Regions from separate parts of the Homo sapiens genome. Here all the other regions are linked to region 1. A link is a loop called in an ENCODE intact Hi-C map of the cell type or tissue named here. Cell type or tissue: endothelial cell of umbilical vein. All regions are shown on one strand. Links, peaks and the distances in the headings refer to the core of each region. The heading gives the core; the rest is flanking DNA.

Evidence for each region. A loop is a pair of places that touch in the nucleus more often than their neighbours do. Peaks named below come from ENCODE experiments on the same cell type or tissue, not always from the same donor. Only the 100,000 strongest peaks of a DNase experiment are listed, where the experiment ranks them.
Region 2: a loop joins it to region 1, with 16 times the contacts of the local background. A loop is called at or near these places in 51 of 110 quality-filtered maps.
Region 3: it touches region 1 in a loop (4-fold over the local background); 5 of 110 quality-filtered maps call a loop at or near these places.

What each region holds. Positions count from the first base shown.
Region 1 is chr9:125,627,287-125,635,148 of GRCh38, forward strand. All of the region lies in intron 4 of MAPKAP1 (MAPK associated protein 1), which reads right to left. Among named protein-coding and RNA genes, the nearest start is that of MAPKAP1, 76 kb to the right of the region's middle. In endothelial cell of umbilical vein, for the core only: a CTCF peak has its summit at 4,228 (motif pointing left); a DNase peak (open chromatin) is centred at 4,205; H3K27ac peaks cover 492 bases.
Region 2 is chr9:125,554,568-125,562,429 of GRCh38, forward strand. MAPKAP1 (MAPK associated protein 1) reads right to left here. Exons shown (of 12, transcript NM_001006617.3): 6 at 5,066-5,242. Among named protein-coding and RNA genes, the nearest start is that of MAPKAP1, 150 kb to the right of the region's middle. In endothelial cell of umbilical vein, for the core only: a CTCF peak has its summit at 4,055 (motif pointing right); a DNase peak (open chromatin) is centred at 4,094.
Region 3 is chr9:125,469,207-125,477,068 of GRCh38, forward strand. All of the region lies in intron 9 of MAPKAP1 (MAPK associated protein 1), which reads right to left. Among named protein-coding and RNA genes, the nearest start is that of GAPVD1, 210 kb to the left of the region's middle. In endothelial cell of umbilical vein, for the core only: no CTCF peak of the experiment used is centred there; DNase peaks (open chromatin) are centred at 3,815 and 4,215.

The DNA.
Region 1 (7,862 bases), core at 1,265-6,264:
TTCAAATGCCTCTATCTTGGGCACATTTCCAATAGCCAGTTTTTTAAGGCTTTAAAGTTTTTATGTAAAAATTAATTTTTCATTTCCCAATGTTAAAATATTTTTTAAAAATACATTCATTGCCCCCTTAAACACACATATAGTGAACCATATAAAGTGAAGACCCTCTCTAATCTTTCCAGTTTTAGAGATGGGAATAGTGAAGGCAGAGAGAGTGGGATGGGAACACCTGGCCTGCACTGAGAAAGGGAACCACTGGAACCGGAACACATTAGGAAGGCCCTGCCAGCACACTTCACCTAACTCTTTTTTATTTTTTTTAAGAGACAGTATCTCACTATGTTGCCTCAACCTCTCGAGTAGCTGGGACTACAGGTGTGTGCCACTGTGCCCAGCTTTTCATCTGACTCTTGAATGGCATAATTCCTTAAACCCCACCCCATCTCACCCTCCAAAAAGTTACGATTTTATCCTACTTTACGGTAGATCTTGTGGGATATGTGGGAACGAAGCTCTGAAAGCATTCAGGTAAGAATTCCCACTGTTTTCATAGGCTGTTGGAGCCAGAAGAGACCTCAGAGAACTAATTCACTTCCTAATTTTAGAAATGAGGAGACAGAAGCTTGGTTAGTTACATACAAACTGAAGCATCCTGCCTTGTACCATTTTATAATTCTCTACGACAAAGGCGGCCACTTCATTTAATTGTGCAAAGTGACTACTGAATGTTAGGGTCTGTGGAGTTGCTGGTGTTAGAAAGATAAACTGGACATTGCCCTGTCCACACACAGCTTACATTCTATGAGAGCAAAGGACATATAAATATATAACTACAATGGAGTGTCATAAGGACTGCTTGTGGTAGTGAACTTGTAGGAGGCAGAGGAGGCCATGTGTGAGCTGAATCTTAAAGGATAAACAGCAATTCACTATAGAGGAAGACATTTCAGGCAGAAGAACACCACACACAACCCACAAGATATGACAGAAAATGGAATGGGCAAGATGGAATGGGCAAGAAGACAGGGCAGGTGACAAGGTGGGAAAAGGGGCACTTTAAATAAAATGCTTCACTATGCAGATCATCAAGAGCCACATAAAGGATACACTCTAAATGTCACTTTTACACCTGTGAAAAGTGTTCTCATTATAAGTCACTTAAGACAAGAAAATGTCTCTTCAGCAAATGGCATTGGGAAAATGAATTGTATGGATTCTTTTGTATGGATATCCACATACAAAAGAACGAAGGTGAATCCTTACACCACAGACAAAAATTGACTCAAAATGGATTAAAGGCTTAATGTAAGACCTGAAACTATAAAACCTCTAGAAGAAATCAAGGGAGAAAACTTCATGACGTTGGATGTAACAATGATTTCTTGGAATATGACACCAAAAGCATGGGTAATCAAAGCAAAAACAGACAAATGGGACTATATCAAACTCAAAAACTTCTGTGCAGCAAAGAAAACAACAGAGTAAAAAGGCAACCTATGCAACAGGACAAAATATTTGCAAACCATACATCTAATCAGGGGTCATGTATCTAACCAGAATATATAATGAACTCTACAACTCAACAACAACAACAACAACAAGAACAACAACAACAAAAACAATTTAAAATGGGCAAAGGACTTGCATAGATGTAAAAATGGACAACAAGCATATGAGAAGATGCTCAACATCACTAATATTAGAGAAACACGAATTGAAACCACAACGAGGTACCATACTTACACCTGTTAGGATGGTCACTGTCAAAACACACACACACACACACACACACACACACACACACACCAGAAAATAAAAAGTGTTGCAAAGGATGTGGAAAAAGTGGAAGCCTGTGCACTGTTGGTAGAAATGTAAAATAATGCAACCACGATGGAAAGCAATGTGAGGTTCCTCAAAAAATTACAAATTGCATATAATTTCAGTAATCCCACTTCTGGGTATACACGCAAAAGAACTGAAAACAGATATTTGTACTGAAAAGAGATATTTGTACTTCCATGTTCAGCACACCATTATTCACAATAGCCAAGAAGTGAAAACCTAAATGTCCATAAAAAGATGAATGGATAAAGAGAATGTGGTGTGTATATACAATGGAACATTATTCAGCTTTTGAAAAGAAGGAAATCCTGTCCTATGCTACAACATGGATGAACCTTGAGGACATGATGCTAAGTGAAATAAGCCAGTCAGAAAAAGACAAATACTGCATGATTCCAGTATTACTACCATATATCTTATGAGGGATCTAAAGCATTCAAACTTTTGGAAACAAAGTAAAAAAGTAGCTGCCAGGGCTGGGGGCAAGAGGAAAAGGGAAGTTGTTCAATGGACATAAAGTTTCAGTTTTGCAAGACTGAAGTTTGAGAGGTCTGTTGACAGCAACGTACATATAGTTACTACCATATTGAACACTTAACATTGGTTAAGATGGTAAATTTTATGTGTTTTTTTGACAATTTTAACTGAAAAATAAAAAAGAAAAGAAGACACGGAAATGCAGGCATGGTTCACTCCCAAACACCTATACTAGTCGAAGCAGACAAGGCCATGTATAACACAAAATGTCACTTTTAGATGTCCTTGGAGTATAATAAATGTGGCTTTTGTAAACACACAATTTATAAACATATTTAAATGACATGAATATCAAAATTAGTTTGTATGCTTCAGCTCACAAACTATGTGGGGAAGTAGGATGGAAGTGCACTGAGAGGCAGGGGACACTGAGCCTAGGGTCAACTAAGGCCTTAGAACCCCTACAAAGTAGAAACATAACAGTCAAGGCCAGGAATCAGTGACACCTAACTCTAGTAATCTCTGAGACAGTCAAGGGTCCAGGAACTCTCGCTCGGTCACCCAGGCTGGAGTGCAGTGGCATAATCACAGCTCACCGCAGCCTCGACTTCCCCGGCTCAACCGATCCTCCTGCCTCAGCCTCCCAAGTAGCTGAGACAACAGGCGCGTGCCACCACACCTGGCTAATTTCTTTTTTTTTTCTTTTTGCAGACACAGGGCCTCCCTATGTTGCCCAGGCTGGTCTTGAAATCCTGGGCTCAAGTGATTCCCCAGTCTCAGCCGCCCAAACTTCTGGGATTACAGGCATCAGCCACCATGCCCAGCCTCCAATAACTCGATTCTACAATAACTGGCTAGATTCCTACTCAGCACAAGTCCATACCAGGTGCTTTGTAAAACACTATCTCTGGCCTTCACATATTGTATGGTTTATTATTTTACAGATGAGGAAATCTTTGGCCCAAAGCAGTGCAGCAGCCCTGGTATGTCAATGCAAGTCTAGGGAGTTAGGACACAAACAGCCAACACTGAACCCTTAATCATGGAAAGATGATTAACACCTCTGCTATGGTTTGGATGTTTGTCCTCTTCAAACCTTATGTTGAAATCTGATCCCAAATGTTGGAAATGGGGCCTAATGGGAGGTGTTTGGATCATGGAGGCAGATCCCTCATGAATAAATTAATACCTTCCCTGAGAAGTGAGTTCTTACTCTATTAGTTCCAGAGACAGCTGCTTATTAAAAAGAGGTTGGGTTGATCACTTGAGCCCAGGAGTTTGAGACCAGCCTGGGCAACAAACAAAGGGAGACGCCATCTCTACAAAAAATAATTTTTAAAAATTAGCTGGGCATGGTGGCATGCACCTGTGGTCCCAGCTACCTGAGAGGCTGAGGCAGAAGGACTGCTTGAGCCCAAGAGTCTGAAGCTGCAGCAAGCTGTCATCACACCACTGCACTCCAGCCTAGGTGATACAGTGAGATCCTGTCTCAAAAAAAAAAAAAAAGCCTGATACCTCCCCGTGTCCTTCTTCCTCTCTCACCATGTGATCTCTGCATTCCCCAGCTCCCCATCTGCCTTCCTTAATGAGTAAAAGCAGCCTGAGGCCCTCACCAGGTGCAGATGCCCAATCTCGAACTTTCCAGCCATCAGAATTGTGAACCATAAAAACCTTTTTGTTTTATAAACTACTCAGTCTCCAGCATTTTGTTATAGCAACATAAAATGAATGAAGACAACTGCCTTTGCTCTGTCCAGCCTGGCAGAGCCATGCAGAGCATCTTCTACCCAAGAACCCTTCTACTATTTTCAGGCAATGTTCACATCTTCTCTGGATGGATTCTGTAAAGCCCAACTCATATGCCCCACCCGGTTCCTAGTCTCTACCACCTCCTTGTGGCACTTGTCTGAATAGACACTTATAGTTGTAAATGTCTGTTGTACAGAACTTACTATACCTCACCACACTAAATTCCCTACTTTTGCTAACCACAGCCATGGTGATTTATTCAGACGTAAGGATGTCAGTTTCCTGCTCCAAATACAACTAGCAGGAGCAAATCAAAACTCTTCTTGATCAAGCCTCGTCTCTCACCTCCTCTGCTCTCAGCCTCCACATTCCAGTCATACCCTACTACTTTCATTGCCCAGAATTTACCAGCATCTCTCACCTCAGATGTTTACACCAGCACTTCACCTACCTAGAAGCCTCCTGCCTAACCTCCTCCCATCCTTCAAGGCTTGGCTTAGGGGTCATCTAAGGAGTCTTCCCTGATATTCTCCCATGCGAAGCCCAGGCCAGGTGTCCTTCCTCTAAGAAACTCACCATACTAGGCCAGGCGTGGTGGCTCATGTCTGTAATCCCAGCACTTTGCAAGGCCGAGGCGGGCAGATCCCTTGAGGTAAGGAGTTCAAGACCAGCCTGGCCAACATGGTGAAACTCCATCTCTACTAAAAATACAAAAAAATTAGCCAGGCATGGTGGCACATGCCTGTAGTCCCAGCTACCTGGGAGGCTGAGGCAGAAGAATCACTTGAACCCAGGAGGAAGAGCCTGCAGTGAGCTGAGATCACGCCACTGCACTCCAGCCTGGGTGACAGAGCAAGACTCCGTCTCAAAGAAAAAAAAAAAAGAAGAAACTCACCATACTAAACTTTTCCTCTCATAGCATTTATTATGCTATATTATAATTGTCTGACTTCCCTACAAGATTACACATACCATTAAATTAGGGACTATCTCATTCACTATTGTATCCTCAGCATTAGTCAAGTCCCTGGCACATACAGGCACTCAAGAAATATTTGAGAAATGAATGCATGAGTTTTCCTTCTAACTACCTGGCTCTGCTGAATCATACTGAGGTTACAATTAACCATGACCCTAAACCTTTTCTTTCATGTGCTACTTGGTTAAACCTCATCTTCCTCTTCCCCTTTTCCACTGCCACCCCCATACACAAATGACTGCATCTTATGACTTAAGTGCAAGTATCATTTTGGTGTGTCAAGACCACTTTAGTCCCTGACTTTGTCACTGCACATGCCTGCTATTCTTCCCAGCCTTCTGCCTTCCACAAGTGTCATCAGCCTATCATCAATGTTCTCATTCAGGTCCCTGACAGCAATGAACACACAAGAGACCTACAGCTTGCCACGAAAGATAGCTCTCCAGTTTGACATAAATCCATTAATCACCACTCTGTGCCTCGTCTCTCAGCCAGGTGCAAAGTCCACCTGACCACAATGTGACTGGAGAATATCTCCAGCTTGCGTGCAAGAATACTATGCAAAAATTGATGCTTTACTGAAATTCAGAACAAAGAATTTTAACCACAGCCCTCTATCTAGCTAACAACCCTATCCAAGAAAGAAATGGGCTTGTTCTGCCCTGCTTGGTTCTGAGGAAACCCATGGTGGCTCCTAGCAATCACTACTTCCCTTTTTTGAATTTACAAGCCCTTTAGCTCTGCTAAGTGAGCTGTTGTAAATGCAAGACCGCTCAATCCCAAAGCTGAAAAGAGAAGTCTATGAAGTGTGAGTTGCTGAAGGAGACTTCATGAAAGAAGTGAGATTTAAGGAAGATTTCAATGCACAGCGCCAACAGAGCTTGGTAGAGGACACAGGGAGAGTAGCCAAATCTAAGTGTGAGTAACAGGGACAGCAAGGCTGATTGTGGATAACAAAGACAGCAAGTCAGAAAGCCTGGCCCAAGTATCACCTGGGACAAACAGGGACTAATAAAAAGCAAGTTCTTCCTGCTGGGCTGCCTCCTTGAGCCAAAAGGTCAACCACAGCTGGGCTTCTGCCTGAATTCTTATTTTAAATATAATAGAACACATATTAGATTAAGCTGAGACAGAAAGTAATCCTTACATAAAAGACAGTTGTCAGAATGGCCAATCTAGTTTCTCCTAAGCACTTTCTGATGACGAATCCACCACCAGGATTATGTGTAATGGGCAATTTTGATGCAAAGTACTATTTTGCAACATTGTCCCATTTCTCTTCCAGAAAAATGCAGAGGTAATTATGTACTCATAGTCAGTGTAGCAAATCAGTTAAATTAAACCTGTATTTCATCTAATTCATATAGAATATGAATAACATAACTAACTTTTCTAATTTCATACTCTAGTACTCTCAAGTAAATAAAAGGGGAAAAAAAGTAAAGTTTCTCCCCTACAAATAGAATCTGTCACTTCCTAGGATGTGCACTTTTCAGCTCATGCATCCTAAATGCATGTGGAGATATTATATGCACTTTCTATTTAGCAATTTAATTATATCTTTGCATTCAAAGAGTGGCAATGGTTTGCAGTAATAATCAGGTGAAAGCATTCTGACATTAATATGCTGGAATCCGATGTGTTAATTTGATGCAACTTTGCCTTGACAATATGTGATTAATTTGTTCTCAGGCTAGCCTTGCTCCCAGCTCTGACAGTTTAAAATGCTGGGTTTCTTTATCCATATCGCTATTTGACACGCCTTAGCCCACTGCTTTGCTAAGACCACTGTTAATTTGTAATGAACTTGCTTTTCAGGGGGGCTCCTTCATTTTTAATTCTGTCAGTGTCACCTCCTTGAGGAAAATTACAAGTTTCCGTAGGTGTGATTACTGCCAAGTGCTGCTGATAAGAGGTTTGAGAAAACAAGGCTTTATAAAGAAGTCTGTATTTAATCTGCTGAAACAGATTTATTGCCTCCAGACAGATAAATATAATACAAAGTTCTCTTATTTAAAAGTCATCCCTAAGTTCTCCCTTACCACAACCTCCTCCTAAACAAAAACACAGTTGCATTTCTAGGACTCAATAATGAGTCACTCAGGGAAAAGAGGTGAACGTGTAATAAATTTAGCAATAACAGCAATTCTTGTCATCAAATTAGACTTGTGGGGGAGTCTCATAAAACACATGAATACATTTTTCACAAGGTTTGGGGGAGGAAAAAATCCCACTGAAACAATTATAGTTTCACTTCCCTTCCAACTAGCAAAAATTTTACACAGCTTAACGAACCCATTTTCTGTGGGCAAACTGAGTACTGGTGAAGTTAGGTATGGATTAAATTTCTCCTTGGCATATGATCCAGACAATGCTTGATAAAGGGTTAGAGGGGAGATGGAAAGTCAAAGTCTCAAAACATAATGCTTAATATAAAACAGTAGAATAACAGTAGGCAGCCTTTAAACTACTTTCACGAGCATCTTCTATTTAACCTTCAAAGTAACTGCATCAAGTAGGTGAGACTGTCCCCATTTTTTTCAGGTGAAGACTCTCAAAGAGTTCATGTGAAGGAATGACAACAAGGAAAGAACAGAAGCTGGGACAGTAATCCACACTTTTGATGGCTAGTCTTCTGCTTTTCTCCATCTCAATCTACTGGAAGGAAATGTCATCTCCTCTCCAGTTAGTCAACAAATAGAGCTAACCAGTCTCATGATGGACTCATTCTCTTGGGCACTAATCTTTACTCTTTTTCCACTTATTCGATGGCACGCTATTCTCCAGCAATGTCAGCCTTCCTACTGTGAAGCCT
Region 2 (7,862 bases), core at 1,616-6,615, 72 kb before region 1:
GCAGGAGGACTGCTTGAGCTCAGGAGTTCAGGACCAGCCTGGGCAACACAGTGAGACCTTGTCTCTACTAAAAATAGAGTTAGTTGGGCATGGTGACACATGCCTGTAGTTCCAGCTACTTGGGAGGCTGAGGCAGGAGGGTCCTTTGAGCCCAGGAGTTTGGGGCTGCAGTGAGCCATGATCACATCACTGCACTCCAGACTAGGCCACACAGCAAGACACTTATCAAAAAAAAAAAAAAAAAAAAAAAGCATTTTCTAGTAAAGAACATTTAAAATTTATGTGTTTGTGTGGGGGGACACATTATAAATCAATTGGCCCACTAAAATAATGGACGAGTAGTTAAAAATACACTGTTTAAAAGGATGTTAATCGTGATGTCTCATATGAAAATCAAAAGACTCAAGTTGACAAGTAAAACATTTAACACCCAATTAAACCCAACATCAGCAATGTTTAATTTCAGCAAAACATCATCTGTTACATTAAAGTTGTTAATTTGTATTTTATTAACGTTATAATTTTATCTGTATTTAGTTTGTAATTTTGTTTAGGTTGTGTAAAAACACTGAATTTATAGCTAAACATTACAGAACTTTGTATTTGCATGTATCTAAGTAGCATTATTAAAAAACTCATTTGGATAAACATTGAGACTTTAGGAGAATTTATTTCCCTTTAAAAGAGTTCTGTACATAACTTACATTTAAGAAACTCCCTCATGACAATTCCATGAGATAGTTACTGTTACCCAAATTTTAAAGATGAAGAAACTGAGACTTAACAAAGGTAAGTAAAATTGTCTAAGGTCATGCATGTAGCAAGATACTATTGAAGCTGAAACATGAACCCAGGTTTGCCTAAATTCAAAGTCTGTGCTGCCGCACTTAGAGGGAAAGATGGTACTGGAGCCCCGGGAATAGCCGGTGTGAGGGCCTCTAAAGGTCAGAAGGCGACATGGGCTTCCTGGTATTTGAAAGGCAGGAACGGGTGTAAAAAAGGGGAAGAGGTCTTAGAAAGCAAGGTGGGACACACTGCTGGGTCAGGTGTCCTCCTGGCAGCCCACAGACACCTGAAGTTTCAGTCATTCCTTCTCCATGAAGCCCTGTGCTGGGTGCTCAGGATACAGAGAGACAATAAGACTGTGCCTTCCTAGTCTTCAAGAAGTTAATGGTCTTGCTACTAACTCAGAGGATGTGTGCTCATAAGAGGACTCATTTGAAAGTATGTAGATCCTCGATGTTTACCCACTGCCCATGTTCACTGAAAGTTATTCCAATTCAGCTTTTTCAGTCCAGCTGAGCAATGTCCACCTAAACACTACCCCTCCTCTGCTATAAAACAAAGTCGGAGAAGAAAAATGTAGAAGTGGCAGAGATCTACTCAGTAACCCATTCAAGAAATACGTGTGACAGATCTATCACAGTAATGGAGTGATGGTGAGTATTGTGGGCACAGATAATTCAGTTCTTGCTCTCCAAGGGTTGTTTATTAATAGTAACAATAACAGCAGCTAACACTAAGATGATGCGTACATATGCTAAACACTGTTCTAAGTGCTTCAGATCTATTAACTCATTTAATCCTCATAACTGATCTGTGAGGTAGGTATTATTATCTCCATTTCACTGAGCCACAGAAAAGTTAAATATTCATCCAGGACCACACACACTAGTAAGGGCAAGGCTAGGATCGGCATCCAAGCGATCTGGCTCACAGCCCACCATGCTGTCACCTACTGCACTATAGCAGTGGCTGAATGTCAGCCTTAAGACAGTGAGATTCACAGGTTAAACCAACACCAGATTCCCCAGCCTCAATCTTTCAGCAGAGGGTTGGAAAGGGCATGGACTTTAAAGTCAGGGATGGCGTCAAATCCAGGCCTAAGAACAATATTGCTCACCCTCAGGTTCCACGCCTCTAAATTGTTCATAAAAACTGGGCTATTTTGGGATTAAGTGAGATAGCATATGCATAGTTGGCCCTTAGTAAGTATTAGTTCACTCCCTATGTCAAACCTACTTGCCTCTTTCTGTTTCAGCTTAGTGTCTTCCCAGCCACTTCTTGTCCCTCCTCTACTGGGAGACAAATGGAAGGAGGAAAGGGGGGAAATGACGAGGAGGAGTAGTTACGGCTTTATTTATTTTGCTGGGATTTCCTTCTCTGAAACTTTAGACACATCCCTACAGACTCCTGAAGGTCTGCTCTGTTCTGCATCTGTAGGAGAAGCTTTACTAACTTAGAATATAGACCAGAAAGGCGAGTAAGAGGTTGCTGAACCAAGAAAATACACACAGGGCAAACGGTCAGTAATCTGTACTATTTCATCAGACGACTGAGAAAAAGAAAATTTATTGACACTTTTGTTCTTAATGCTCACATATAAAGATTTCACTTTACCTCGTGTTTTCAGAAACACTCCAGACACATCAAATAAACTCTCTTGAATTTTAAAATAGAAAAAGGATTGACTGGGCTATGTGTGTGTCTGGGAGTGGGAACACAGGGATGGGAGTAATTCAGGATCAAAAAACAGAGTATTAAGTTTAAAGCAGTTGTTACTCTCTGCCTTCCCCCTCCTTCCTATTCTCCAGAAGGCAGGGTTCATAGTGAAACACTGTGTAGTCTTAGATGCCCCTCCTGGAAAGGCATATGAATCCTAGCCCCACTCCACTCTACTGAAAACTCAGTGATTTAAAGCCTCTTGCTTTAAAAAAGGACTTCTGGTTCAAAAGACTGCTATGATCATGTGTTAACATTCATGTAGAAAAAGTTCTAGTCATATTAATAATCAATAAAAATGCAAGTAAAAACTATCGAAATGCCACTGTGTATATCTTTTAGAGTAGAAAAAAAAACTTCTAATACCTTGTAATGGTAAAACTATAAAAATGATTTTAGGAATTCTGTTGGTAACATTGTAAATTAGGACATCTTTCAGAGGGCTATTGTCAATAAAAAGTGAGTCTAAAGATGTTTTTACTCTGACCAATAATCCTACTTACAAGGCATGATCCTAAGGAAGTTGTTCAACAGAATAAAAGGTATATAGATAATGACCATCATCATCAAATTACTTATTAAAACCACACAAGGAAGCAATCTAAATATTCTGTGATCGGCTTCCACTACAACCCATACACTTTTCTTTTATACTGCTTATCACATTTTAATTATTTGACAACTGTCTCACTACTAGATAGTAAGCTCCATGAGGGTAGTGCTGTCTCTGCCTAGATCTCTGGCACATAAATACAGACTGTAGGAATTAAGAACAAATACTGAAACGTTTATAATTTATTATTTTTAGATGGAGTCTCACTTTGTCGCCCAGGCTGGAGTGCAATGGCGCGATCTCAGCTAACTGCTACCTCCGCCTCCCGGGTTCCAGCGATTCTCCTGCCTCAGACTCCCGAGTAGCTGGGATTACAGGTGCCCACCACTGCATCCGGTTAATTTTTGTATTTTTAGTAGAGACGGGGTTTCACCATGTTGGCCAAGCTGGTTTCGAACTCTTGACCCTCCTCGGCCTCCCAAATCCTGGCCTGCCTCGGTCTCCCAAAGTGCTGGGATTACAGGCGTGAGCCACTGCGCCTGACCTAATTTAATGTCAAGTAAAAATAACACAAAAATATGTGTGCTACAAGTGAAACTGAGTAACATATACACACGATTATTATACAAGATTAAAAATAGTTAAGATGGAGGCATCATTGGCCAACTTTTCAATTATTTTAAATATCCTTTAAAGTTATTTTAGTACCTCTGAAATGAAAAAGCAGGAAAAAATTTGCTGTTATTTACACCAAACTTGACCTTGTAGTAGGGATGAAACGGCCACCATGAAAGCCTGAGGGCCCACTCCCCAGCTTACCCCCAGGTACTCAGTTATTCTTTCTTTGCTCAAGGGTAGAAAGAGCCAAAATACTCATATATCATATGTAGCATAACCCTATTTTCTGTAACAATCTCAAACAAAGGCAGTATGTTGAGAGAGACAGGGAAATGTCTTCTAAAGCAATCCCTTTTGAGCAGTGAATTTGCTGGTTACTAACAGCAGGGGGTGCCAAAGGGATCGCTATTGTTCCCAGGAGACAGCCATGAGAAGGACTGCTGAGGCCTAGGTTGAAAAAAAGCTTAGGTTTGAGAGTAAAATCCAAATGCAGCAGGTTTTCCCTTAACAACTGGGACATGTGGATAAAACTCAGGAGCTCATAAACTTGAATGGATAAAAACTACATTTTAATTTTCACTAACTTCTAATATTTTGCATTTCCTTGATTTATAAGTGTAGGCAAACAATCACAGCAGAATCACAGTGCCAGTGACTCTGTCATGAACAGAAGTCATAGCTAACACTACAGCACATTACAGCTGTTGCAGATTTCTCAAATACCATTTATGCTCATCACCGCTTTGAAACAACAGGCTTCAGGAGTTACTGTTAGGTATACAGCTGGATATTGTTTAATCTACTAGTAAAGCCACACATATTACTATATCATGAATTTGTTCAATAATCTGATAACTTTAAATAACAGAATACTTTTATATTCCAGTGGATTTTATTTTATGCATTTACACACGCTTTTCTGAGAAAGGCACAAAAAAAAAGCTGAAGACATGTGCTCAGTCTCAAGGCAGGCAACTGACAGGGAAGGTCAAATTTGGTCTGAGAGAAAATTATTTTAAGTCACAAGAGAGAAGTGGCCACAGTGCACATTTTCAGTTAGTGTGTATTCCTCGCAGAGAAGGTGCAAACCTAGAAGTTTTGCTTCACAGGCTCCCAGTGCACCAGTGTTTCCAGAGGCCTGGCTCTGGACATGCCGTTCAGAGATCTGCTTCACACAATGTGCCACTGCAAAGCAGTCTGCGTAGCCTAGGTGCAGAGGCATGAAATACAATGCGAATGTCGTCCTCAGCATCTCTCTGGGAGTCATCGTTATTACCAGTGGACTCTCCAGATGCCAAATATCATTTATTTGATGAACAAAACCAAAATCAGATCCAAAATGCTAGAAGGTTGGGATGAGATACCGAGAGAAGTAATAGAGTCAGTACTCACATTCGAACAAAGAGTGACTCTTTGGATGTCAGACCAGGAGATGAGTACTTTTCAACCAGGGCCAAAGTACTGAAGCCAAACTTATGAATGGGCTCATTGGAATCCAGCGGGGGGAAATCGGTGTCCACCTCCCCATCATCCTCAGCAATATGCAGGCAGTAGGCACTGACATTGTCACTGAAAGGAAAACCAAAAAGGCGAGTGAATACCAAGGTAGGGAAGGGACAAGAAGACCAGAGGGTATGGTGCACAGCAAGCAAATTGAGGAGACTGCTTTTCTTTACCCCAAGCCTGGTGATACAGTAAAAAATCCCAAATCCTACTTCATTTGATAGAGAGAATACACATGGCAATGCAAAGGGGAGAAAAACAGTGTGAAATGAAGGTCTTTATACTACTCTATTCTTGCAACATTCACTGAGCCCTATTGCAGCTACGACAAAGAACCTAACCTCTTAGATCAAAGGTGAGATTTAGTATCAGCCCTAAAAGCAGCTTACAGCATAGTAGGGAGGAAAAGTAATAAGCATTACACTAGCTACAATACAAATGTAAAAAATATATATATAAAACAGATACAAACAAAACTGTAAAGGGGGGAAGATTATCTGGCCTCGGGGAAGGCAGGGGTCAGAGGCCTTTGATTTATGGTTAGGATTAAGAAAATATCTGGACAGGCATGGTGGCTCATGCCTGTAATCCCAGCACTTTGGGAGGCTGAGGCAGGCAGATCGCTTGATCCCAGGAGTTCAAGACTAGCTAGGCAACATGGCAAAACCCCATCTCTGCTAAAATACAAAAATTAGCCAGACATGGTGGTATGCGCCTGTAGTTCCAGCTACTCAGGAGGCTGAGGTGAGAGGATCACTTGAGCCCGTGAGGTCGAGGCTGCAGTGAGCTATGATGGTGTTACTTCACTCCAGCCTGGGCAACAGAGTTAAGACCCTGTCTCAAAAAAATAAAATTAAAATTAAAAAAGAAAATATTTGTGCTCTAGATCAGGAGAAATACTCAAGGTAACCAAGACAATCCATACAGTTCTCCCTTCTCTAAAGAGTATCTAAGTCAGTTGGTAGAATCTGACTTCAAACACCATGGATCCTTAGCAGAGTAAAAGCAAATGACTGGATTAGTCCTGACACAGATACCTGGTCCTCTTGACTACTTCTGCACACTTCCCACTCCCTAGAATGTCCAGACAGTACTCCCAGATTGCAGTCTTGCCCAGTTTAGAATCAACACATACCCTCTTTGGGGGAAGTAAAAAGTTGATCTGTTCAAAGAGGATGGGAAACTATACCAACATACAGACAGTGTAAGAGTGCAATCAATTCAATTGCTCCAAACCGCAAACCTGCGAGCTTCAGAATTATGCTAGCTTCAGAAGCAGGAACCCAATAGCTCACAAGGCAGTAGAATTCTAAATTCTGCAGCTTAAGTTTGGAGTTTTAATTACATGATTGATGCTTAAATTAATTAATTGCAAAGTGTATGCTAATTGTTTAATTGGTTGGTTGATCTATATAGATCATTTTTTGAATTAAATGAGTTGATTTACCAAGTTTATTGACTGGATGTGACAATGAATTATTTCACTGACTACCTGACTTGCAATTTTCCCAATTAATTCACAAATCTTTAGCTGCAACTCTGCTTATTGCAAGAGAGGGAGCCTACTTCAGGCGATCTATACTCAGTGAGTCTGTCATGACTAAGAGATATTTATTATAAAAAACAAGTAATAAGGACAAATTAAAATTAATGGAAACTGTAAATTTGCTAAATGGATTGATAACAAGAAAGTAATCTAGCTATGTTTGTCACTTTACATTTCAGGTATTTGTAATGCTGTTAAGATATTTAAAATTCATCTTTGAATGGCATGGGAAACTTTTGGATCTCTGCAGCCGGGTACTAACTTAAAAACAGAACAATTAGAGAGGCAAAAGAAAGCACTTTGGATGAGGAAAATGTCATGGTATACTGGCTAAGAGAGCTCTGTGGTCAGAACGAGTTCAAATTTCAGCTCCATGGCTCATGGCTATGTGATTTCAGAGAATAAGCTTCACCTCGAGTTTCAGTTTCCACTTCTATAAAAAGGGTATAATCGTCCCTCAGAGATTGTAAAGATTAGATCAGATAATATATGTAGTGTCTGGCATGTAACAGAAGTAAAAAATAAATGGGAAGGTAACTATAATAAGAAAGTCATATGGAAACTAACTTATAGTTGCACCAATCCTTAAACACAAATTGTGGATGCATATTAAGCAACAATGCATCTGAGCAGCATGTTCTATGTACACACAACTGTAATGGGAGTCAACATGTCCACTGTGTTCCAACCTTGGAACCTTGGGTCACTGAGCCCCCAGGGTTTTATGAACAGGGCAGACATGGATGGAACAAGCAACAGACAGCACAGATTATTTATTGCCATGTAAATCAACCTGAGGAATGTTTGATTCTCCAGCATCACAGAGGTTCAGGGGCAAATAATAAGCCTATTGATCAAAGCAGAAAAGTCCAACAATGATATCAGAAGAATTCTGCTTTGATTGTTAAGGGACATCCCCAAATCCTCTCAAAACAAATTCAATAAATATCACAGGCTAAGATTTGAGATGCAAAAGGTTCACTGCCAAGTGCTATTATTCTCCCCAGTTCTTAAATATGAAGTGTGAAATCATTCATTCAAAACACATTTGTAAAGTGCCCCCCTGGGCTGTGGCCTGTCCTGAGCATCAGGAACAGAGGAAGGAAAAGAAGACTGATTCCTGCCATATTATACAAGATG
Region 3 (7,862 bases), core at 1,616-6,615, 160 kb before region 1:
AAATAACCAAATGTACAAAGTGAAACAGAAAAGACATAGTTAACATATTTCATCCTACGAATCACACTCAAATTTTTGAACAAAATGTGAGAAAACTTAGTAAGCCAAAAGCAGCAGCAGATAAAAGAAACAGTTCAATTAACCTCCCCCCAAAATAAAACACACACACACCCCAAACACAGTCTGACAGCAAATTTAAAATTAAAAAAACAAATACAAACAAAATCCTACTGATTAGGTCTGCTACACGCTCCATACATTTATATTTTATTTTATGAATAAATAAATCCCAAATACCAGCTAGACAAAGGCAGAAGAAGAATGTGTGCAGACAGACTACAGTCGAGGCTCCTCTGCTGCCTCCAGGGGAGACAATGCAGAGATGGCTGCTGTACCCTGGTCAGTACGTGTGGTCTTTGGTAAAGATGAACCATTGGTATTTTTTACTAATCGAACGCTGGAATTTGTCATTAGACCTATTTCAGGAACACCATATTTCAATTAGGCATAATGTCGTAAGTCCAGCTGACTCTGGACGTTCAGGTCTAGATGATTTCAGGAGGGTGAGAATGTATCAGGAGACCAATTTTATTACATTTCAGTTAAAATAGATTACGACTACCCAGTTACACTCTTGCCTCCAATTTGGTCATTAATTGTTAAAGATCTGGACATTTCTATAGTTCCCTGAAAGAAGTACTGAAGCCATGGTTGTCGGGTGTGTGTGTGTGCATGTGTGTGTTCCCCTTCTTCTTCTTATTTTGACATTTATAAAAGTCAAAATGAGCCGAGCAGAATAAACATGCATATCTCTTATGTGAAAATAAACCGTGCTCCACATTCTTTTCTCAGAAAGAATGGGGAAAAATATCATCACCAGAGACATGGTTTTAAAATTTTGTTCTATGCCCCTACAACTCTTGAAGCTGTAGTCAGTCAATACTGTTAATGTACCTTGTTAATTTGATAGGATTTGTCAGGTAACTCCACTGGAAAATTATATAAAACTGTTCCAGATGAAAAGATGATAGTGACATGAATTAAAGTGATAGAACAATAGTGGAATATAAACCAGAAATGACACCCAAAGTGGCTGTTGATTTATTGCCGTACTGAGTTTGGTTCTGGGCTCCCATGTATATTAGTGCTACAAATCTGGGTCCATTTAGCAGAGGGATGCTCATACATACATCACCAGCTCCTGCTCCAAGCCAAGGTCACTCCCCATTGCATCAATCTTTTCAACAGAGCCTACTTCACAAAGCAGGACTTTTGTAACCATCTCAGATGTAACAGACTCTCGTCCTCTTTCATCTTTCTTTTATCATGTAAAGTACACTTTAACTTCTATTATTTTTATCTGCAAATTGTTACCGTATAGTTCATCCATTACCAGCAGTATCTCTGCATCAATTGCCTAAGCTCTGCACAGCCACAGAACACTTTCCCAATGACGCCCTTTCCTGGGGTTATTGTGCAGTTACTGTTCACAGAGGGGCACCCCAAGACCGGGGCTTGGGGATGAAGATGTAGGAGATGAATGCAATAGGCTCAAGATGGGCAGACAGGTGGGATATCATTTAGACGGTGTGTTCCAAAAAAGTTGCATGTGAATCAGATTTTTTTTTTCTGAATCGAATCACATTTTCCCACTGACTTCTAGTTCCAGAGCTACTTTATCTTCATTTTAGATTGATCTGTAATTGGCAGGGGCTCCCAACACTTTAGTTTTAAGTTTCTCTGCCCTGTAGGCTTTCAGTCAAGTAGTTAATGATCTGTAAAACACTTGCCTGCCTAGAGGAGTCACTATTTAAAGAAACCTGTAGGGGAATCTTTCCTGATGGGAAAAATCCTTTTGTACATTAAATAATCTTACCCTCTTAACACTTGTGTGAGTCTCAGCTTCTTAAGGCAGCGCAGGCAGCACCGCAGCACCCTATCTGCTCCTGCCGCCATGTGTCAGCACTCGGCCTGAGGCAGTCCACGGGAGCAGCCCTCTTCCTGAGCACCCCCGGGAAGAGTGCACACCTACTGCAGAAAAGAGAAAGGAGGCCCAGAATCCAGCCTGGAGGCAAACAGAGGCCTCTCTGTCCTTGGCTTCGGAGCCCTCGGTAGTCTTCTTGGTTACAAGGAGGAGTTGGCTTGGTGGAGGAGAGATCAGTGAGGAAGCAGGTGCCACAGCCCAGGCCAGGGGCAGGGACAGTCGCGGCTGGGGTGCAGTGGGGATGAGCATATTAAAGACAAAAGAGTTAGGAGTAGGCAGATGGCTGCACACAGGGTGTGAGGGAGAAGGGAGTCAGAGAGGTTCCTGGGGCATCGCCGCAGTGATGAGGGGTGGGGGAAGAGGTTGTGGAAGCCAGGCTAGTGGGGTTGCAAGTGCGGAGGTTGAGTAGTACCCCACTTGTCACTGCCACTTCTCTATGCTAAGGGGAGTGAGTGGGTTGTGGGCAGAAGCAGCACTGTCTCCCTGTGAGCAGAGCACCAGGAGAAGAGGGCTGCTGCACACACGGTCCCTGTAGCTCAGACTCCTTAAGGCAAAGGCCTAGGCCAAGAGCAAAGGTGCAACCCTGGTAGGCTCACTGCCGTTTCTGCTTCGGCAGGCTCGGGCACCAGCGATCATTCAGTACAATTTTCTCCTTAGGCCCAACAGGCATGACGCCAGTTATAGACACCATTCACTGAGCACCTCCAGTATTAACATAACAGCTAACATTAACTGCCATCAACAATGTGCCAGCATGGTTAGAAATCCACTGTGTGCATGGACTCAGATCTCTTAATAACCTCATGAAGTTGGCTAGTATGTTCATCCTATTCTACTGACGAGGAAACAGAAACACAGTGAGGTCAAGTAACTTGCCTAAGATCACCCAGCTCAGAAGTGGCAAAGCTGCAATTTGAACTCAGGAAGTCTGGTTCCAGAATGTGTCCCCTCAGCCACTACACTATTCTGCAAGAACTGTGCTAAATGTTTCATATAACATATCCCAGGAGAGGGGAAGGTGCTTGCCTAGGTCAGGGAGCATCTAAGTGGAACAGCCACTGTTCAAACCCAGAGCTGCCTGGGTCTCAAGTCCCTGTTCTTTCTGCTGCTCTGCACAGCCTCAGCCGTGTCAGAAGATGTATTAATAATAAGGAGCTCTGCCCAAGCAGTCCTCCATCTCCTCTCTCAATTTTCACCAAGGAACAAATAAATGTTCACAAATGCCAATAAATGCACACATCTATTTTTTGTTCATACATGGCAAATTGGAGCATGAAATCCGATCAATATTCTTTCTGACCACCGAGCATAGTTTTGATTTCCTCGGCTAAAGTTTTTGCGTAAAGTCATTTAAGGAATGGCAGAGGCACTCCTTACAGTGTCACGTATGCACTGTTTTAAGTAATTCAAATTATAAATGTATTTCCAAGGAAATAAGAGAAACTGGCTTTTGTTACATTGACATTTCTCCAACTTAAGTGGCCAGTAATAGAGGAATAGTTGATCCAACAATGATGAAATACAAGATAACCACGAAAAGTTTTGACTAGAAAAATCCTTATAACACAATAGTAAGTGAAAAGGACAGGAAAACCATTTATAAAAAAAGATGTCAAAAGGACGTGCTCCAAAAACTGGTGCCAGTGGCCAACTCTGGTTAGTAGAATTATATCCTTTCCTTTTCTGTATTTTTTCCAAGATAAACATTTCACGAAAAATAAAAACAAACATCACTTTGAAAGCTGACACTTTTTGATTTCCACTTCAGAATTCAGTATCCTTTCTCGACTGTTAAAATGTGGGGAAGGATAAGTATGCTGAAGTCTTGATAATGGTGAAGTGATCCTCAGTGAAAGAATGCTTCCTTCTAGCAGTTCTTCAGCAGAACTTTTTTTTTTTTTTTTTTAGCAGAATTTCTTTAACAGAACTTCTAGCAGTTCTAGTGGTATGCCAGGGGTTGCGCTGCTGGGAAGGGCTCATGAGCTACACTACACCCAACCTGGTGCCCCTCTCAAAACTGGAGCCCGGCAGGCTTCTTTCCAGCTCAGGCAGGTGGGGAAGAAAAGAGCACGGGGGCTGGCCGGGAGCAGCCAGGGTCAGCCCCTTCTCTTGGAAACAAGGGAGGCAGTTTGTCTCCCTTACCAGCTCCCTCCCCTAACCACTTATCCACAGCCATCCGTCATGACCTTTTCATGCTCCCACTTCTGACAGCTTCCAGATACAGTGAGTCAAACTTCACTGGAAGCAAACTATCACACCAACTGTCAAAGGCAGAAAACATTGCCTGATTGCTGTCCTACATCAACGCCAGCATATAAATCCTTCCTTAACAAGACAGCTCAAAATAAACAAAAACGCAACTCTAATGTGTATACAGCTCTCTGGGGAAACTATTTGTGCAAGCCTTTAGAGTTATCACAAGGAGACCCTTGTCTGCTTTAGCTAACCAAGATTTCCATAAAAGGAAATTAGCACCGCGTAGCATCTTCTTCTAACACAGACTGAGCGCCCACTCTGGGTAGCCCCCACACTAGGTCCTTTTGTGTACAGAGGCTTATTGAGAGCTTAGAACACCTCTAATCAGGAAGGCACTATTAGCCTATCTTACATTTAAAGAGGGGGCTTAGGGGTAGGAAATCTGGAGTCAGAAAGTCCTCTGTTCAAATGTCAGCCTTCCTACTTCCTAACTACGTGACTTGGGAAAAACTTCTATAAAACGGAGATGATAATAATACACATAATAATAGATACCTCAAGTGCTTGTTGTGAGGATTAGGTGAAATAAGGCATGACAAGGGCTTGGAATTGTGCCTGATACATAGCTAGCGATGAATATTACTCCTTCTAATGATTATTATCAGAAGTCAGGCACTGGGTTAAGGATGTGACATAGACTCAGTGATGAGGGTCGAGTCTGGGGAGCTCAGGGAGCCACGAGAAGGAGGTGAATAAAGGACCTGCCTGGCTCTGGAATTGGAGGGCGAGAAGAATTCTCCCTGGGACCTTCTCTACATCCCAGTCTTGGGAGCACCAGGATCCAGTTTGGGAGACAATGCCTTCATCCCCACAAATCCCCCCAGTAACCTCCCACCACCAAGTGTCACTGGGCATATCTCCTCCTCACAACCTCCAAGAGTTCAATTCAAATCAGGAAGAATGTTCTCAGATCTGGAATGTGGAAACTTTTGTGCTAGGGAATCCTCATCCTACTGGGTCTCCAGGCCACAAATTTGGAGGCCCTGATTATGCTGGCACATCCCCACTGGTGTTATCCTGGGCAAAGTCACTGCTCCCTTGGTGAGCCTGATCATTCTCCTCTGTAAAATGTACTAGCCTATGGTGAATCAAATTAGTAAACTGGAGAGCTTGGGTTCAAGTCCAGGTCTAGCTGCCTGGTGAGTTCTGACTTGCCAGCTGTTTCCTATTGTCCCAGAGGAGACTGCTTGACTCTTGGGAGGTACAACCTCCCCTATGGTACTCTTAAAATACCCCCTTAAAAAAGCTAAAACACCACTTTGGCAAAAATTAAGGCATTTAACAATTCATGTCTTAGTGTATTTCCTGTTATCATTTGCTCAGATATCATAAGCTGTGGTTCATTCATCAATTTCCTACAGCTTTGAATCTAAGGCTACAAAAGTCCCACTGCTGTTAAATCCTGGAGCAGCTTTTTACACAATTCTACAATCCTCTTGTCTTCAGGTTACCGAGAGCCTATGAAAGCCTGGAAAAGCCCCCAAGGGAGTGCCACTGAACAACTCTTCGCCAGAGTGGATTTTGCTGAATATATACAGCCAATCGATAGCATCCACAGAGCAGTCAGGGAAGTCTTTGAAACTTGTCTGAATTTACACACAAGATCAGACACACAGGCTGTTTGGGCTTAATGAGACCTTAGAGATCACCTAGTCTGGGGTTTTCATTCTCCATATGAAAAAATTGAGGCTCAGGGCTGGGACATGACTTGTCTGATGTCACCCATTAATGACAGAGCTGTAACCATAATTCATATCCCCATACTACCAGGCCAGGGCTTAAACAGACCAGCTCACCTGCCATGCAGGAGTACTGCATATTCACACTGATCAAATGCATTACAATAAAAAAGCGCTGTCTCCAGCAATTTAAGGCACCCAAAATAGATGACAAAACCATATTTCAGGTCACAACTAAAATGAAACCCAGTAGAGCCTTACTTTCTTGAGATCAAGTGGAGTTCTAGGCCCCAGGATCACTGGTTTCATTCAAAGGACTAACCATTCTGAAACGGTTTGGGAACCACAGCTAAAAGCTGCCAATTCCAATATGTGGTCAGTAAGAGACTCAATGACAAGTCCGAGTGTACCTGACTAGACTGTTAGGCTTGGCACGCAAAACAAGGAGTGGCCTGGACACGAACGAACGCAGAGCAGCAGTCAGCACAGGACACAGCACCAGGGCAGAGCTTATGAAATCAGACCTGGGACTGTTTAATCCCAGAAAGACTTGTCTTTGAATGAGTGCTAAGTTCTCTCTGCAGAGAAGGCATTTACAAAGATTCTGCACTAGGACAGCTAGATCACCAAACTACTCTCTCAGTAAATGGATACCTCAGGTGAGCCTATGATGTCAGCTAGGAAGCAGCAGGCCCTAAGAGAATTTACAGTATCACTTGTAGAGTGGGGAAAACCTGATCTTCCCCATGTTCAGGCCCTGTTGGAGCTCAGGTGCCAAAGATGAGGAAGTGATTAAAGGAGCACAGAACTCTGGATGAACGCTCATGAATCCGACTCCCATTAATTCCATCATGCCAGTGCTTCTCAACTTCTTCCAATTCTCAATTCTTTCTCAGCCACCTGAGGAACCTGACACATTGTCATTAATAACCCTGGGTTACTCCATAGGAATTCTCAAAAGGGTGGCTCTGGGAGCAGGGAGCCAGAGGAAGCTAGGCCTTAAGAAAAAGCCCACAGTGTTTCCAATATTACCAGTTAGGTGATTTTTCCCTAAGCCAATCACTGCATTTAGTGCAAAAGTGGTAACGGAGTTTTCTGGAGGCAGTCTTGATAGCATGCATCCTCTGCCTCATCAGTTCATTAGTATAAGTCAATTCCAAAGTTTGGTTCAGGAAATGCTGTCACAATAGGGACTGAACAATCATTTAATATCAGAATTGCCAACTTCAAATTACTGAACGGACCCAGGGATTTGAGTTAAATGTGACGCACGCCTCCTCCTGATTGTGTCTTGGAATGGAGAGGGGCACCTCCTTAGTGTTCAACGGCAAAGTGAAATGGAAACATGGAAGATCAATCCACTTCCTAAGAACACGCATGTTCAGATTATGTGATTACTTGAACTGTACTCCACAGGTACCCCACTGGAAACTAACAAGGGAAAATGTTTTATTCATGTGGCCACCCAGAACCATGTTTAGCCTGAGAGTGTGCCTGAGGAGTGAGGCAGTCCAGGCCACCGCTGCTGCTTTCACTCACTATTGTGCTGTTACCGTGTTTCTTAAGTTTGCATGTTGTATACTTAAAAATAACACCATAATAAAGTCTTCCTTTGAGTGCCGGCCTGTGGTTATTGACTAGTGGGTTAAATAATAACTGCGGTAGGAAAGACAAGGCAGGGAAGACAAGAAATGGCAAATATGCTGCCTGTCATCATGCTCAGGCCCAGGGCAGACATTTCTAATCAATCACAGAGTTTCTTTATGTTGCCCTCAGACACAGCTGGAGATGCTGCCTCAGCATAATGCTCTGGGCAGCCGTTATAAACTTGACTGGAGCCAGCTGATGAGACGAAACCTTTTTGCCTTCTCTAGGACATGTGGTATTGTACTTGATATTTTCATAAAGAACTACCATAATCACAAGTCTTATGATTATACATA